Linked DNA regions of Mus musculus: region 2 is linked to region 1. A link is a loop called in an ENCODE intact Hi-C map of the cell type or tissue named here. Cell type or tissue: heart. All regions are shown on one strand.

Region 1 (8,000 bases):
TTTAAACTCACCTCACATTTATATTATGTATTTTTCTGTTGCAGTAAGTAGGAAAATTTGAAATCTTTAACTCCTTTACTAATACTAAAAAAGCAAAAAAAAAAAAAAAAAGCCCAGCGTGGTGGCGCACTTGGGAGGCAGAGGCAGGCCGATTTCTGAGTTCGAGGCCAGCCTGGTCTACAAAGTGAGTTCCAGGACAGCCAGGGCTACATAGAGAAACCCTGTCTCGGGGAAAGAAAAAAAAGCAGTGAAGCCCAGACTGAAATTGTAATGCAAGTAAGTTAGGTACCAGGCTGTATTCTGGAATGAATACCAAGCAAAAAACATTCAGTACAGAGTCTGGGTTCAACTACTAACAGAAAAGAATTTGCATGCATACATGCAAAGAATAAAATAAAACAATCAAGAGCTAGACAGAGGCAAGAACTGTGGAATATTGAGACAAGCACAGAACCAGGCAGCTCTGGCTCCACACCACGAAGAGGGGCCACTTACAAATCCCAAATGTCTTCCCTGCTGCTAAGTCTCAAAAACAAAGAACCCCAGAGATGAAGTGACAATACCAAGGGCCTAGGACACAAACTCCCAGTAGACTTAAGGAACTGAGAAGGGGGCTAAAGTTGAGATAGAGTGAGGCTGGGTCAGAGACAAATACCCATAGGCAAGCAAGGTGACAAAGTGGTCAAGCTTTCTTCCAGCAAGACAAGAACCTTCTCCCACATAATGATGCTGGACAGTTAAGAAAAGGAAACTTCACTTGCTCAAAACGCTATAATGTAGTTGTCTTATGTACACAACTCCAACAACTGGCCCTTCTAGGCCAGGTCTCAGGCCCTGTTGCCAACATCAGCAGGGACACTCGAGAACTACAAGGAACTGGCTTTGCAGTCAGAGATCTACACAAAAGCAGGAACTTAGCTTTAACATCCATTTTCCCCTTCCTTGAATGAAAGTCAAATCTACACTACCCAGGTCTCATGAGGGAGTAAAATTTGCCATCCACTTTACCCACCCTTCTATAACAACACCAGTCTATTTGAGCCAAAATCCACCTATCTTCACAATACCAATTATAGCTAGTTAGGCACCTAGCATAACCCAAGCCACATGCTATATATACACACTGCTCCATTTCAACTCAGCTCCAGCTTTCCAACTAATGCTTGGAGCATTTTCTCTTAAGAGAAAATAAAAATAAAAACTAAATGAGCCTCAGTTTCCTGCTCAATAAACAGAAAACTATTTTGTCCTCAGAAGACTGTTACAAGTAATTCACTTAGAACTGTTTAGAGCCTGGTGGTGGTGGCTCACACCTCAAGCAGAAGGCAGAGGCAAGAGGATCTCTGTGAGTTCAAGGACAGCTCGGGCTACACAGAAACCTGAAACCTTCTCAGAAAAAAGCAGATTTTAAGAGTTTAACAAATTTCCTTGCCTTGACAAGGAAGGAGTTTAATTACAACTATAGTCAGTATGTACCACTAATTTCAAAAACCCAGTAAACAAAGCATCGATGATCAGCATACAGGTAACAGATTAGACTGTCAGATAAAGAGTAATGAAGGTATTTGAACTCAGGTATGTTCAATCCCTAAGCCCTATACTCTAAAGCAATACACTACTCAAAGCAGAAAAGCTCACCAAGGACACTCAGAATAATTACTTTTCCACGTGTACTGTTTTAGCTACTCTCTCCTCAATTCCAGCTTCATTTCAAATAATTCTCAAGGTCTCATCCAGTGCCCCAACACAAGACAGCTTAAGTCTCAACCCTCAAGAAATTTAAACTCTTCGGTCTCAAAAAAGAAGAGGTTGTAGAGAATGTCTTGTAAATCAACGTTTTCCTCGGTATCCCTAAATCCGCCAGCACCAACATAGCCTGCTTGCCTTTCTGATCCAAATTCATAGTACAAGATCTTACCTTGGGAGCACCTGCCTCCACTAACCTGTTAATGGGCCAGCTCCCTCTTCCCCATTCTGTTGAATATTTTACAATCCCTATAGTGTAACTGGCTTTAGGTACCCGAGTTTGGAATGATACAGGACCTGGGCTTTGCCTAAAACCGATAAGTTTAGGGATTGTTAGGGATATGGAAAACAGATATTGTCTGCCGCCAAAAAAAGCCCCAAGGCATACATGATTTATGCTCAACAGGAGCACAAAGAACGCAGACTTCCCTCTTTGGCGGGCAAACAAGTGTAGGACACATTTTTATCTAAGACACCGCAAAGCCGGAGACGGAGACGGAGACAGAAACATCGAGGTAGGAGAGTTCTGGAGAAATCAAAAAAATATGAACAGGCTCGAAACCTACAAGCAGCGGGAGATTGCACTGCCAGTCCACGTGAAGGAAAAGGAAAGGAGGGGGGGGGGCTGATTCACCACCGCCATTTTGGAAACAAAGGGGGCGTGGAGAAAAGAAAAGTACGCACGACCGGAAGCGGAAGTGCCAAGGCAGCAAAAGAAAATGACAGAATTTAGAGACCAAAATTCATCTTTCTCAAGTAAAAGACAAAAATTTAAAACGACAACAGAAAAGCTTCACATTACGGAATCCCGCGCGCTCTCAAGGCATCTACTTAACAAAACGCGCCGCCTCCGCCGAGACCACGTGGGCGCGGGCTATTGCGGCGCGCACGCGCCCTGAGCCTCGCCCGCCACCCCTTCCCTCAGCGCCGAGAGGAGGTCACGTGAGCTCGGCGCGCGCGGCACGGACGGGGGGGTGGGGGGGTAGCGTGCGGCCCTAGGGAAGCGAACAAGAGAGGGAAATGGCGGGGGGGCACAGGGCGAAGCAAGAAGCCACCCCACAACCCCGGCGCCCTCACCTTGTTTATTCTCGTTGAGCTGCCGCTCGAACTCGTCGAAGTCCGACATGCTTAGGCGGCCGCGTAGGGCCCTGTGCAGCTCTCGCCTCGCCTTGCCGCCCGCCCGCTCCGGCTACTTCCGCCGCTGGCTTCGGCTACTTCCGGCCCCCGCCGGCACTCCGTCGCCTACCTAATCAAGCCCCAAGCCCCGCCCCTCCCAGGCTCCACCCCCTCGTCCCGCCCGACCCGCCCCCCCCCGGAACTTCCCCGAGCTCGGCTCCGAAGCCTGTCGGCTGTTCTCGGACGGAGCAGTCGGAAGGCGGCGGTCGCCGTCAAAATCACCCGAAGCGAGGATTATGCCGGCTGCCCGAGTTTCGGTAACTTTTCGGAAACTAGCGTTTCAACGTTCGGAGGATTCCGCGAGTCTTCGCGTTCCCCGACACCAGCCCCCTCTAAAGACACGGATTTTCCTACAACTCAAACCGTCTGTCTCTGGCCTCCTCTGGAAATCCGTCCCACCCCTCGCCGACCCTGTCCAAGCGGTCAGTCACTTCCAACAATCCTAACCGTCCGGGCCTTCGGCTCTTTCCGAAGGTTTCCAGCGCTCGCTCACCGCCCCTCTAGAGATTAAGCCCGATTCTAGTCTTCGGCTCTTTCCGGAGGCGCCACAGGGTCACTCCGCCCCTTCCGGAGAATATCGGTCCCTTCCGCCACTGCTTCGGGAAGGTCTCACGCCCAGGAGGGAAGTTCGGCTCTTTCCGCTCTTGCTTCGGCTCCTTTCGGCTTAAAGACCCGAAAAGGGAGGGAGGACTGATGGGAGGTGGGCCAGATAGCTACGGGGGAGGGGGCGGGGTCTCAGCTTTCGGTCCCTAGCTCTCTAGGAGAAAACTGAAAAAACTGACCTCGCGGAAGGCCAGAGAAAGTGTGTGGGACAGTAGCAGCCAGTGCGACAAAGGGTGTTCGAGGCCGCTGCGGAGGTTGTTAGCTCAGCTTGGGACGCCTGCGCACGGTGATTGGAGAGGGGTTTCTGCGCCTGCGTAGCGGTCTAGGGCACGTTTTTCTCAGCGCTCCGGAGGATCCGCCATTCTAAATCCACATTGCGCGTGCGCCCGATCTCCTCCCACACACCCCTTCCCCCACCGCCAACCTCAGCCCCCAAGGCACTAACTTCAAGACGGTTAAACCTGACTGCTCTCTCCCGGTTGCCAAGGCAATCGCGTTAAATTGTCCGCCCCTGCTCCTGCTGCGCAAGCGCCGAATGTGACACCTCCGAGAGATCTCCTGACCCCTGGCGGGCAGGCGGAAAAGAGTCTACCCAGCGCCCCGGTACCTCCTCCGGGCTGGCTCAGCTAAACGTTCATTGAATCAATGCCCCAGGCGCTGCCTTCTTAAAGTCGTCTTACCTCAGTTTCTCCTACTGCTCCGCTTCCCACCTCTGCCTCCTGGGGCTAATTACACCCTACCCTCCCCAACCTCTCTAGAGGCTTCTGGCTGAGCGCTCCTGTCCCAGTCTCCGTGGCGACGGCCACCCCTTCCCAGCATATTCCCTTCCTAGTAAGACCTGGGGCCCAGTTTATTGAAAATTTTCATGTCTCTTTAATTTAAACTCTCAGAATAATACTCTGTCTTTGCATGGGATGCAGATGGGCTACTCCTGGCTAAGGAGGCCTAGCTGGCAGCCCCTGCGGGGTGAAATGGAGACGGGGTGCCTAGCGTGTGCGGCCGAGAAGCAGGGCCCAGTGCTCAGGAAGGGCAGCTTCTAGCCCTGGCGGTGCCCCGGGAAGGCCGACCTAGCCAGCAATCTGCTGGGGGGGAGGCGTGCGGGGCGGCGGCATCACCGCTTGAAGCGGTAGGTGATGGGCAGGAGCAGCTTGCTCTTCTTGAGAGCCTGCACCTTCTTGAGAGTCTCGTCGTCCAGTGCCAGGAAGCAGCGGCGGGAATACTCTAGCAGGCGCTCCTTGGATGGATCGAACTCTCCCACCTCAGCCAGCTTTTCGGGAGCCACAATGAGTAGCTCTGCGATGGGCGTGGTCAGCGCCACGGTGTTCCTGTCCACACGGTGGTGCTCGAAGGCTCTGGACATGCTCTTCAGCTTCTGGAAGGTGCCCAGGATCTTCTTGTAGCGGCAGAGGACCCCATCAGCATCCTTCACTGCAGGACCAAGAGGACAGAAAGAGGAGGACTGGAAAAGACACTCATGAGGGAAGGAGACATGGGGGAACCCAGGTAGAAACAGGAAGGCAGGCATAAAGAGGAAAAGGGGTGAAAGGCACACAGATTTGAAAACAAGCAAGCAAGAAATCATGGAAGTGGGGACACATGAGGAGCCCCATACAGGAAGAGAAAGGATAACAAGATGGAAAACAGTTAAGACCTGAGCAAGAAGTAGACCAGGGAAATTGAAGGCAGGCCTGGACACCAGAAGAAAGGAGATGGGCCCAGAGACCTCCTTTCTGATGACACAGGACTAAATCTGCTGGTTGGTGTAAAACGAAATTTAAAATTAACTCAGGACCGAAAAGGGCTGTGAGATGAAGTTGAGTCTGATTGTTTTGTATATGGAGAGTTAGGGCATCACTGTAGAGCTCACACTGCGATTCTGGGTACACAACCCCTCAACACACCCATCACATGTACCCACTCCCCACTCACCCCGCTGCCTCTCTCGAGCCTTGGTCTTCCCAAATCGCTTCCGGCTAGTACTTCCCTTCTGCTTCTGCCTCTTCCTTTCACTGGCACTTCCGTCTTCGGAAACCCCGCTGAAGGAGGAGGCTGCCGACTCGGGGTCTGAGGCTTCTCCAACCCCAGCCCTGCTGTCCCCATCAACCCTCCGAGGTCCAGGCTTCATCCGGCAGTAGTCCTCTAAAGAGAGACAAAAGTGAACTGTGACACAATGTCCTATAATTGCCCTGAGGGGGGAAAGATGGACATGGAGGCCAAGTCCTCGGAATGAGGGCAGGGTGAAGTCCCCAAGTAGAGACATTAGCTACACTGAATGCCATAGAGCCAGCTGGGATTCGGGGAATAGTGTGAGCATTTTTCTAGGCTCTGAACTTGACTGAAACAGGTCCAGGGAATTCATGAGAATCTGTGACTATGCAGAGTTTCTGTGGGGGAAATGTATCCTGGGGAGCTCCAGAGTGAAGAGTCAAAATCCGAGAGGCAGACAGTGCCTCTGGGTAGGAGGATTGGATATCAGACTCCTACAGAAGTCAGGGTTCAGTTTGGGTACTGGGAAATGCTAACTACCTTCCCCTAGATAGGGAGCCAACTCAGACTCAGCATCTTCTGAAGGATGAACTCCTGAGAACTGAAACCAAGACTCTGCCCAGTCATACCAGGGAAAGATAGGAGTCACCCTGGATAGAGCTCTCAGTATAGGAAGAGAGGGTATGCATGTCCCCATCCCAGTGCTAGGTCCCTTTACTAGAGCTTTTGCCATGGTTAGCAATGAGAAAGCCTGCCAGCAGCTCAGCTGGATACAGAGGTTAGGGTTATGGCCTGAATAAAGGCTAAGTACTCCAAGAAACCAGGGCTAAAGCTCTGGGAAAGGGCAGCCTTGAGTGGGGAATGTGCTGGGAATGGCAGTCAACACAGGTTAATGAGATAGGGCCCTGCCTGTCAGAAGAGGTGACACCACCATGCTGTTACTAGTTGTAGATTAGAGCAAGACAAGGGAGTGGGATCCGCTCAGGACCCTAAGGTGAAGCTTAGGAGACAGAGGTACTGGGACCCCCACAGCCTTTGAAGAATAAGAAACATGAGGCATGATAATGTAGAGCAGGGTAGAGGGAAGACAGAACCCTGATTGGTATTTCAGGGTACCTCTAATGGATGATGACTGCATCATTCAGAAATCCTGGGGTGCTGGCAGGGCCCCTCTGAGGAATCCAGTAGACTGCAATGGGTCTACTGACAAAGGGACATTTCCCCTAAGATGAGGAACCTGGGCTGGAAATATAGACTCTGGGAGACAGTTATGCCAAGTGCTTGAGGCTGATGAGTTACAGGGCAGTCTCATCACAAGATAGGAAATGAGAGAAGTCTTTGAAATCAAGAAGGAAATGGCTGGGGAAGGCCCTAAAATAGGCATGGGCCTTAGTGGAAGGATAAGATGCCAAGTCCCCATCAGGTCCAACCAACATTGGGTGTTGAATTCTGCGGGTCCTGGGGGACTGTGTGCCCCCACCTGCATCCATCCGGGCAGAGGAAATGAATTTGTCCAGCTGACACCGCAAGAAGTCCCTCTCCTCCTCCAGGTCCTCAATGCGCTTCTGCAACCACGAGTTCCTCTCCAGTGCCATGTGCAGCTGGGCCTTAACACTGCTCATCAGGGCCAGGGTTGGGGAGGCGCCCTCTGGAGGCTCTAAGAACAGCAGGGACGGAGGTCATGCCCCAGGGTGAGGCAGTACCCCACCTGACTCCAGTCCCTCCAATGCCCTTTCTCAGCTCACCCTCAACATTTCTCCGAGACGGACTCAGACGGTATAAGATTTGTGAGTCTAAGTGGGGTGCCTCTTCAAAGGGAATGGAGATCTCAAAGGTCTCTTCGTCCTTCACTGCAGAGAGGTCAGCAGAGGTCACCCCAGAAGTGGCCTGAACCTTATAGACCACCCCCAACCATTGCTGTCCCATGGACAGAGGGAACCAGAATGTCAGACCAAGGATGGGAAAAGAAAGGGTCCCCAGGTGCCTCACTTGTCCGCCAACGGTTGTTTCTGTCATTCATATCGAGGAGGCTTCCTGCAGACCCAGCAACTGAGCCCTTGGGGGCACTGGACAGAAGCAGGTCACCAAAAGTCGGCAGTCCCTGGAGAGGTGGAATACCTGTCCCTCCGGAGTAAGGAAGGATCACCAGTCTGAGGGAGGAAAGGACCCATACTTCTGGACAGAGTCAGAGGCTTCCAAAGTATGTACCCAGAGCGAGGGGGCTCAGCGAGAGGAATCTTGGTTGTGAAGGGGCTCGGCCCTTAAATTCTTTGGTTCCTCGTGGGGTCAACACCACAGGGAGACCTGGCCTGAATGAGAAAGCCCTTCATCATGGCCCATCTCCGAACCCAATGCCATAAATGGAGAAACAACCACCCCTAACTTCCATTCTTGGGGTAGGGGGTCCATCCTGCAAGCGTTCCCCTGTCCCAGCCGCCCATTCCTCCCGCACTCGCGTGGGCGAGTAAAGCCCCTCCCCGAAGTGGGAG
Region 2 (8,000 bases), 65 kb before region 1:
ACTCTTACCAATGGACAGATAATCTAGACACAATGTAACAGGGAATGTGGAGCTAACCGACATCATAAACCAAAGAAACCTAACAGATATATCTACAAAAAAAACTCACCCAAGCACAAAGAAATATACCTTCTACTCAGCAACTCATGAAACATTCTCAAAAACCTGACCACGTATTTGGGACACAAGTGAGTCTGAATACATACAAGAAACGTGAAATAACCCCCTGCATCCTCTCAGACCACTGTGGATTAAAACTGGATTTCAGCAGCAGAAGCAACAGAAAGCCCACAAACTCATGGAATCTGAACAACTCTCTACTGAACAACTACAGGGTCAAGTCAAAAAGAAAGAAATTAAAGACTTCCTAGAATTCAATGAAAATGAATACACAACATACCCAAAATTATGGAACACCATGAAAGGGAAAGTTCATAGCATTGAGTGCCTTCATAAAGACATTGGAGAGATCTCATACTAGCAACATAACAGCACATCTGAAAGCTCTAGATTTTGAACAAAAAGAAACACACACACAAGCAAGGGGAACCAGAAGCCAGAAATAATAAAATACAGAGGTAAAGTCAGTAAAATAGAAACATAGAAAATAGTACAGGTAATCAATGAAACAAAGAGGTGGTTCTTTAAGAAAATCAACAAGATGGATAAACCTTTATCCAGACAAACTTAAATCCAGAGAAATGCTGGGACCAGCCTTGGCTAAGGGCAGGGTCTATAGAAGGGTGAATGCAAGAGGGGCAAAGGGAAGGTCAGATACAGGATGCCATTCACTTCGTGAGAGGGGAGACATAGAGGAAGCTCCTCTCGACACAACTTTTCCTACTCTGACAGCAATGTCTCCTTCACATGTTATTTAAACATAAAATCATTTCCTCAGAAATTTTATTCATTGATTACACAACTTTTTAAAACACATTTACTACTGAAGTCTTCCTTGATTACATAAAAATATTGAAAAAGGAAAAAACAAACAAATACCAGTTTTATGAGAGCTAAAAATTAAATGATAATAAATCAATTTTCTTTAAACTCAATATCTTCTTCCTTAAGATTGGTGTTGAAAAGCCTTGCGGTTACAGGATTACTCTATTTGGATTTGATTCTCTTTCAGTTTGGCACAAGATGAATAGATCAAAAATTATTTCCTGCTCACACTCCGCTGCAGGCTTACACTGCGCTTCTTGCCGCTGCTCCATCGCCAATCAATCGCAATAGCCGCACTAGTCATTGACAATGGCTCCGGCACGTCAATGACAACGCCCTCAGGGCCATGTTCCCTTCCATCATAGGGCTCCCCCGACACCAGGGTGTCTTGGTGGGCATTGGCCAGAAAGACTCCTACGTGGGTGATGAGGCCCAGAGCAAGAGGGGTATCCTGACCCTGAAGTACCCTGTCGAGCATGGCATTGTCACCAACTGGGACGACATGGAGAAGATCTGGCACCACACCTTCTACAATGAGCTGCGTGTGGCCCCTGAGGAGCACCCGGTGCTTCTGACCGAGGCCCCCCTGAACCCCAAAGCTAACAGAGAGAAGATGACGCAGATAATGTTTGAACCCTTCAATACCCCAGCCTTGTACATCACCATTCAGGTGGTGCTTGCCACGGACTGGGGCTCTGTGGGCCCTCTTCGGTCTGCGGAATCAGAGTCTCAGACAGATGGGCATAGAGTGGGCGAGTGACAAACAGACGTGACAAGAGAACGTGTTGAATCTGAGTGTAATTTATCAAATCCAGCATCAAACTTTTTATACAGAATAACAAGAAACCAGGCGAACACATCCGCTAAGTTACAGTGACACAAAACAAAAGGAATGCATACATCAAAAGATGGCGGGGGACCAGGCCTCATTTACCACTTAGAAAGGAGCCAGGTGTAATGCTAGTCTATTGTTAAACCCACCACCAGGGGTTCTTAGTAAATGCCTGATTATGCTGTTCCTTTGGGCCTAGTGAAGAAACCTGTCCCAGGGGGATTCCCTAACTCTTTCATGGTTACCCCACCTATTTGCTAGGCCATTGTGTCCTAAGGCTACTGTCCTAAATAATCACTCTGCAGACTAGCCCTGAGCTATTCTAGCTCCGTTCGGAAGCACTGGGTGCTCCTCAGGGGCCACACACACGCTTCTCTACTAGAAGTAAATTTGAATGTTACTGAATAGGTAACCTTCTCACTGAATTCCCACTAAATTCCAAGCTCCTCGGCGTCGAGGATTTTCTAGGACATTGCAACACTGGCGAAGGCTTAGCTATGTCAAGCAATCAAATCTTAAAGGCACTTATAATAAAACAATACTGAAAGAGAGCACGTGGATCCATACACCAAACTAACACGGGAAAAGGGTTTGAGTATACGGGCTATGGGAATGCCAAGGTTCCAGGAGGCATAGTTTCCTTGAAACTCATTGCCTCGTGAGTGTTTCCAGGCCTCTTGGCCTGTCAAGCAGACTTCACCGGAGTGGGCGTAGGAGGTGCTCTCCTTGTATGTATCTGGGCGCACCACTGGCATTGTCATGGACTCTGGTGACGGGGTCACACACACAGTGGCCATCTATGACAGCTACACCCTTCCTCACGCCATCTTGTGTCTGGACCTGGTTGGCCAGGACCTGACAGAGTACCTCATGAATTCCTGACTGAACGGGGCTACAGCTTTACCACCACTGCTGAGAGGGAAATTGTGACAAGGAGAAGCTGTGCTATGTTGCCCTGGATTTTGAGCAAGAAAAGGCTACTGCTGCATCATCTTCCTCCTTGGAGAAGAGTTACTAGCTGCCCGATGGGCAGGTGATCACCATTGGCAATGAGCGGTTCTGGTGTCCGGAGGCACTCTTCCAGCATTCCTTCCTGGGCATGGAATCCTGTGGCATCTACGAGACCACCTTCAACTCCATCATGAAGTGTGATGTGGATATCTGCAAAGACCTGTATGCCAATACACTGCTGTCTGGTGGTACCACCATGTACCCAGGCATTGCTGACAGGATGTAGAAGGAGATCACAGCCCTAGCACCCAGCACAATGAAGATTAAGATCATTGCTCCCCCTGAGCGCAAGTACTCAGTCTGGACCTGCGGCTCCATCCTACCTCACTGTCCACCTTCCAGCAGATGTGGATCAGCAAGCAGGAGTATGATGAGTCGGGCCCATCGTCCACTGCAAATGCTTCTAGATGGACTGAGCAGGTGCCAGGCATCTGCTGCATGAGCTGGTATTGAAGTATCGATTTGCCCTGGCAAATGTACACACCTCATGCTAGCCTCATGAAACTGGAATAAGCCTTTGAAAAGAAATTTGTCCTTGAAGCGTGTATCTGATATCAGCACTGGATCATAGAACTTGCTGATTTTTGACCTTGTATTCAAGTTAACTGCTCCCTTGGTATATGTTTAACACCCTGTGCATATCTTGATTCAGTCCTTAGTTCATGTGGCTCGGTCACTTGGGGCTGGGGAGAACACGCAGTGGAAGAGAAAGGCCCAGCCTGGTGGATCTCTGTGAGCACCACGGAGTGATCTGTGCAGGGTATTAACCAACAGCAGACTTCCAGGATTTCCCGAGGCTGGCAAGGGCTCCTGAACCAGTTACCACTCCTTCTTGCCAGTCTAACAGGGTGGGAAAGTCCGAGCCTTAGGACCCAGTTTCCGTTCTGGTTTCTTCCCTCCTGACCACCATCGGTTGTTAGTTGCCTTGAGTTGGGAACGTTTGCATCGACACCTGTAAATGTATTCATTCTTTAATTTATGTAAGGTTTTGTTGTACTCAATTCTTTAAGAAATGACAAATTTTGGTTTTCTACTGTTCAGTGAGAACATTAGGCCCCAGCAACACGTCATTGTGTAAAGAAATTAAAGTGCTTCAGTAACTGAAAAAAAAAAAAAATTTCCTACTACCTATGATATCAAGCTTGGCTTTCTACAAGAGTTCAATCTCTGACTCTCATTTAATTCTTCCATTCCTTCACACACATATATATATATATATATATATATATATATATATATATATATATACTTTTTTTTTTTTTTTTTTTTTTTGGTTTTTCGAAACAGGGTTCTCTGTATAGCCCTGGCTGTCCTGGAACTCACTTTGTAGACCAGGCTGGCTTCGAACTCAGAAATCCGCCTGCCTCTGCCTCCTGAGTGCTAGAATTAAAAGTGTGCGCCACCACACCCGGCTCTATATTTCTTTTATATTTGACATAAGATCGCCTTTTTTTTTTCCTTTGTCTCTAAAAACAAATTGTGCAGCCCGTTGCTTAGGCAAAAGGAGTTTTGTCAGAAAAGTTCAGATCTAACAGATCTGTTCAGGATGGCAGGCAGTTCACTGAGCCAAGCTGCCTTCCTCTGTGTCCCTGTCATGAATCCTTGATTCGGTACAATTCAGTAGGCTTCATCCAAGAAATGCAGAGATGGTTCAGTAAGTGAAAATCAGTCCTGGAAGGTAGCTGGAAGGACCCGGCAGAGCGCAACACGAGGGTTGGTTGTCCTTCGGGTGGGCACCGCAGCGGCGGGCGGTGCCCAGCTTCCCTTCCCCCACAGTCTGGTACAGAGTCTGCCTTCCCGCGCGCTCTTCCCGGCCGCTGCCTTTAGAGGGCGCACGTGCAGCAGCCGCTCTCTCCGGCAGGATCGCCGCGATGGCCGCCCAGGGAGAGCCGCAGGTCCAGTTCAAGGTCGTCCTGGTGGGCGACGGCGGCACCGGAAAGACGACATTCATGAAGCGCCACTTGACCGGAGAGTTTGAGAAGGAGTATGTAGCCACCCTGGGCGTGGAGGTGCACACATTAGTCTTCCATACCAACAGAGGACCTATCAAGTTCAATGTGTGGGACACAGCCGGTCAGGAGAAGTTCGGGGGGCTGCGCGATGGCTACTACATCCAAGCCCAGTGTGCCATTATAATGTTTGACGTAACATCAAGAGTTACTTACAAGAATGTGCCTAGCTGGCATAAAGATCTAGTGCGTGTGTGTGAAAACATCCCCATTGTATTGTGTGGCAACAAAGTGGATGTTAAAGACATGAAAGTGAAGGCAAAACCTATTCTCTTCCACCGAAAGAAGAATCTTCAGTACTATGACATTTCTGCCAGAAGTAACTACAACTTTGAAAAGCCTTTCTTCTGGCTTGCCAGAAAGCTCATTGGAGATCCTAACTTGGAGTTCGTTGCCATGCCTGCTCTTGCCCCACCTGAGGTAGTCATGGACCCAGCTTTGGCAGCACAGTACGAGCATGATTTAGAGGTTGCTCAGACGACTGCTCTCCCAGATGAGGAAGATGACCTGTGAGAAAGTGAAGCTGGAGCCCTGCGTCAGAAGTCTATTTTAGGCAACTGTCCTGTGATGCCAGCCAGCGGTGCAGTGTGTGTGCCACCTTATTTAGCTAAAGGAGATCGTGCAATTCATTGGGATGCTGAAGGAGATGAATGGGCTTCGGAGTGAATGTGGCAGTTAAAATACACCTTCATTTTTTTGGACTTGCGTATTTAGCCCCCTGGAACAGAGTTGTTCTGGATTTCAAAGATAAGACTGCTACCGTAGCATCACAATAGTCAGTGGTGAAATCTTGTTTGTAACTGTCATTCCCACTCTTTCATTTAGAATCAGAATAAAGTTGTATTTCATATTTGAAATATCTTCTAAATATCTTCTAAAAAAGAGAAAAATAAAATCAGCAAATGTAATCTATCACATAAACAAATTAAAAGGGGAAAAAAAACATGATCATATCTTTAGATGCACAAAGGGCCTTTGACAAAATCCAACACCTCTTTATCATAAAACTCCTTGAGAGCCTAGGGATACAAAAGACATACCAAACATAGCAAAGGCAATATAAAGCAATCTGATAAGCCGGGAGTGGTGGTGCCTTTAATTAAATGCCTTTAATCCCAGCATTTGAAAGGCAAAGGCAGGCGAATTTCTTTTTTTTTTAAGATTTATTTATTTATTATATGTAAGTACACTGTAGCTGTCCTCAGATACTCCAGAAGAGGGCATCAGATGATTGTGACCACCTTGTGGTTGCTGGGATTTGAACTCGGGACCTTTGGAAGAGCAGTCGCGCTCTTAACCACTGAGCCATCTCGCCAGCCCCCAGAGAATTTCTGAGCTCAAGGCCTGCCTGGTCTACAAAAGTGAGTTCCAGGACAGCCAGGGCTATACAGAGAAACCCTGTCTTGAAAACCCAAAAAAAAAGCAATCTGATAGCAAACATCAAATTAAAGGGAGATAAATTCAAAGCAGTTCTACCAAAATAAGGAGGAAGACAAGCTGTCCACTCTTTACATATCTATTGACTATTATACTTGAAGTTTTACCTAGAGCAATAAGACAACTGAAGGAAATCAAGGGGATACAAGTTATTTTTCAAAAAATAGTCAAAGTATTGATGTTTGTAGATTATATAATAGTATACATAAGTGACCTTAAAAAAATCCACAAAGGGGGTTGGGGATTTAGCTCAGTGGTAGAGCGCTTGCCTAGCAAGCGCAAGGCCCTGGGTTCGGTCCTCAGCTCTGGAAAAAAAAAAAATCCACAAGGGAGCCGGGCGTGGTGGCGCACGCCTTTAATCCCAGCACTTGGAAGGCAGAGGCAGGCAGATTTCTGAGTTCGAGGCCATCCTGGTCTGCAGAGTGAATTCCGGGACAGCCAGGGCTACACAGAGAAACCCTGTCTTGGAAAACAAAACAAAAAACAAACAAACAAAAAAATCCACAAGGGAAATCCTACAGCTGATAAATACTTTCAACAAAGTAACTAGATACAAGCTTAACTTTTAAAAATCAGCAGCCCCTACAAGTAGCAAATGGACTGAGAAAGAAATTGGGAAAACAACACCTTTTACAATAGCCTCAAATAACGTAAAATATCTTGAGGTAACTCTAACAAAGCCAAGGAAAGACCTGTATGACAAAAACTTCGAGTCTTGGAAGAAAGAAATTGAAGAAGATATTAGCCAGGCAGTGGTGGTGCTTGCCTTTAATCCCAGCACTTGGGAGGCAGAGGCAGGCAGATTTCTGAGTTCAAGGCCAGCCTGGTCTAGAGTAAGTTCCAGGACAGCCAGGGCTATACAGAGAAACCCTGCCTCAAAAAAAAAAAAAAAAAAAAAAAAGAAAGAAAGAAAGAAAGAAAGAGAGAGAGAGGGGGGGGGGGGGAGGGAGGGAGGGAGGGAGGGAGGAAGGAAGGAAGGAAGGAAGGAAGGAAGGAAGGAAGGAAGGAAGGAAGGAAGGAAGGAAGGGGAAAGATATCAGAAAATGGAGAGATCTCCCATGATCATGGGTCAACAGGATTAACATAGTAACAATGGCCCTTCTACCAAAAGCAATCTGCAGATTCAATGCAATCCTCATCAGAATTCCAACTCAATTCTTTACAGACTTTGAAAGGACAATTCTCAACATCATATGGAAAAACAAAAGATCCAGGATATCAAAAATAATCCTGAACAATAAAAAAACTGCTGGAAGTATCACTATCCCTGACTTCACATTGTACTACAGAGCTGTAGTAATAAAAACTATATGGTATTGGCATTAAAAACACAGTGATCAATGGAATCAAACTGAAGACCCAGTCATAAGTCCACACACCTATGGATACCTAATTTTATTTATAAAGAAGCTAAAAAAAAACACTAAAAAAAATAGAAATCATCTTCAGCAAATGATACTGGTCAAACTGTATGTCTGCATGTAGAAGAATGCAAATTGATCCATATTTGTCACCCTGCACAAAGCTTAAGTCCAAATGGATCAAAGACCTCAACATAAAGCCAGACATACTGAACCTGATAGAAGAGAAAGTAGAGGATAGCCTTGCACACATCGGCACAAAAGACAACTTCTTTAACAGAACATCAATAGCACAAGCACTAAGGCTGACAATACAATGGGACCTCATGAAACTGAAAAGCATCTGTAAGGCAAAGGACACTTCAAATATGGACAAAGAGACAGCCTACAGAATAGGAAAAGATT

Evidence for each region. A loop is a pair of places that touch in the nucleus more often than their neighbours do. Peaks named below come from ENCODE experiments on the same cell type or tissue, not always from the same donor. Only the 100,000 strongest peaks of a DNase experiment are listed, where the experiment ranks them.
Region 2: a loop joins it to region 1, with 9 times the contacts of the local background. A loop is called at or near these places in 7 of 42 quality-filtered maps.

What each region holds. Positions count from the first base shown.
Region 1 is chr7:5,057,160-5,065,159 of GRCm38, reverse strand. It overlaps Ccdc106 (coiled-coil domain containing 106), which reads right to left. Exons shown (of 5, transcript NM_146178.2): 1 at 7,501-8,000; 2 at 7,257-7,361; 3 at 6,992-7,168; 4 at 5,455-5,664; 5 at 4,375-4,953. The coding sequence starts at 7,531. The coding sequence ends at 4,637. U2af2 (U2 small nuclear ribonucleoprotein auxiliary factor (U2AF) 2) reads right to left here and starts at 3,017. Exons shown (of 12, transcript NM_133671.3): 1 at 2,824-3,017. The coding sequence starts at 2,872. In heart, CTCF peaks have their summits at 4,095 and 4,854; DNase peaks (open chromatin) are centred at 2,949, 3,589, 4,019, 4,789 and 2 weaker places; H3K4me3 peaks cover 4,925 bases; H3K27ac peaks cover 3,878 bases; H3K27me3 peaks cover 1,982 bases.
Region 2 is chr7:5,122,589-5,130,588 of GRCm38, reverse strand. Rasl2-9 (RAS-like, family 2, locus 9) reads left to right here and starts at 4,639. Exons shown (of 1, transcript NM_009028.2): 1 at 4,639-5,647. The coding sequence starts at 4,660. The coding sequence ends at 5,310. It also overlaps the pseudogene Gm47692. In heart, a CTCF peak has its summit at 4,610; a DNase peak (open chromatin) is centred at 4,638; H3K4me3 peaks cover 832 bases; H3K27ac peaks cover 716 bases.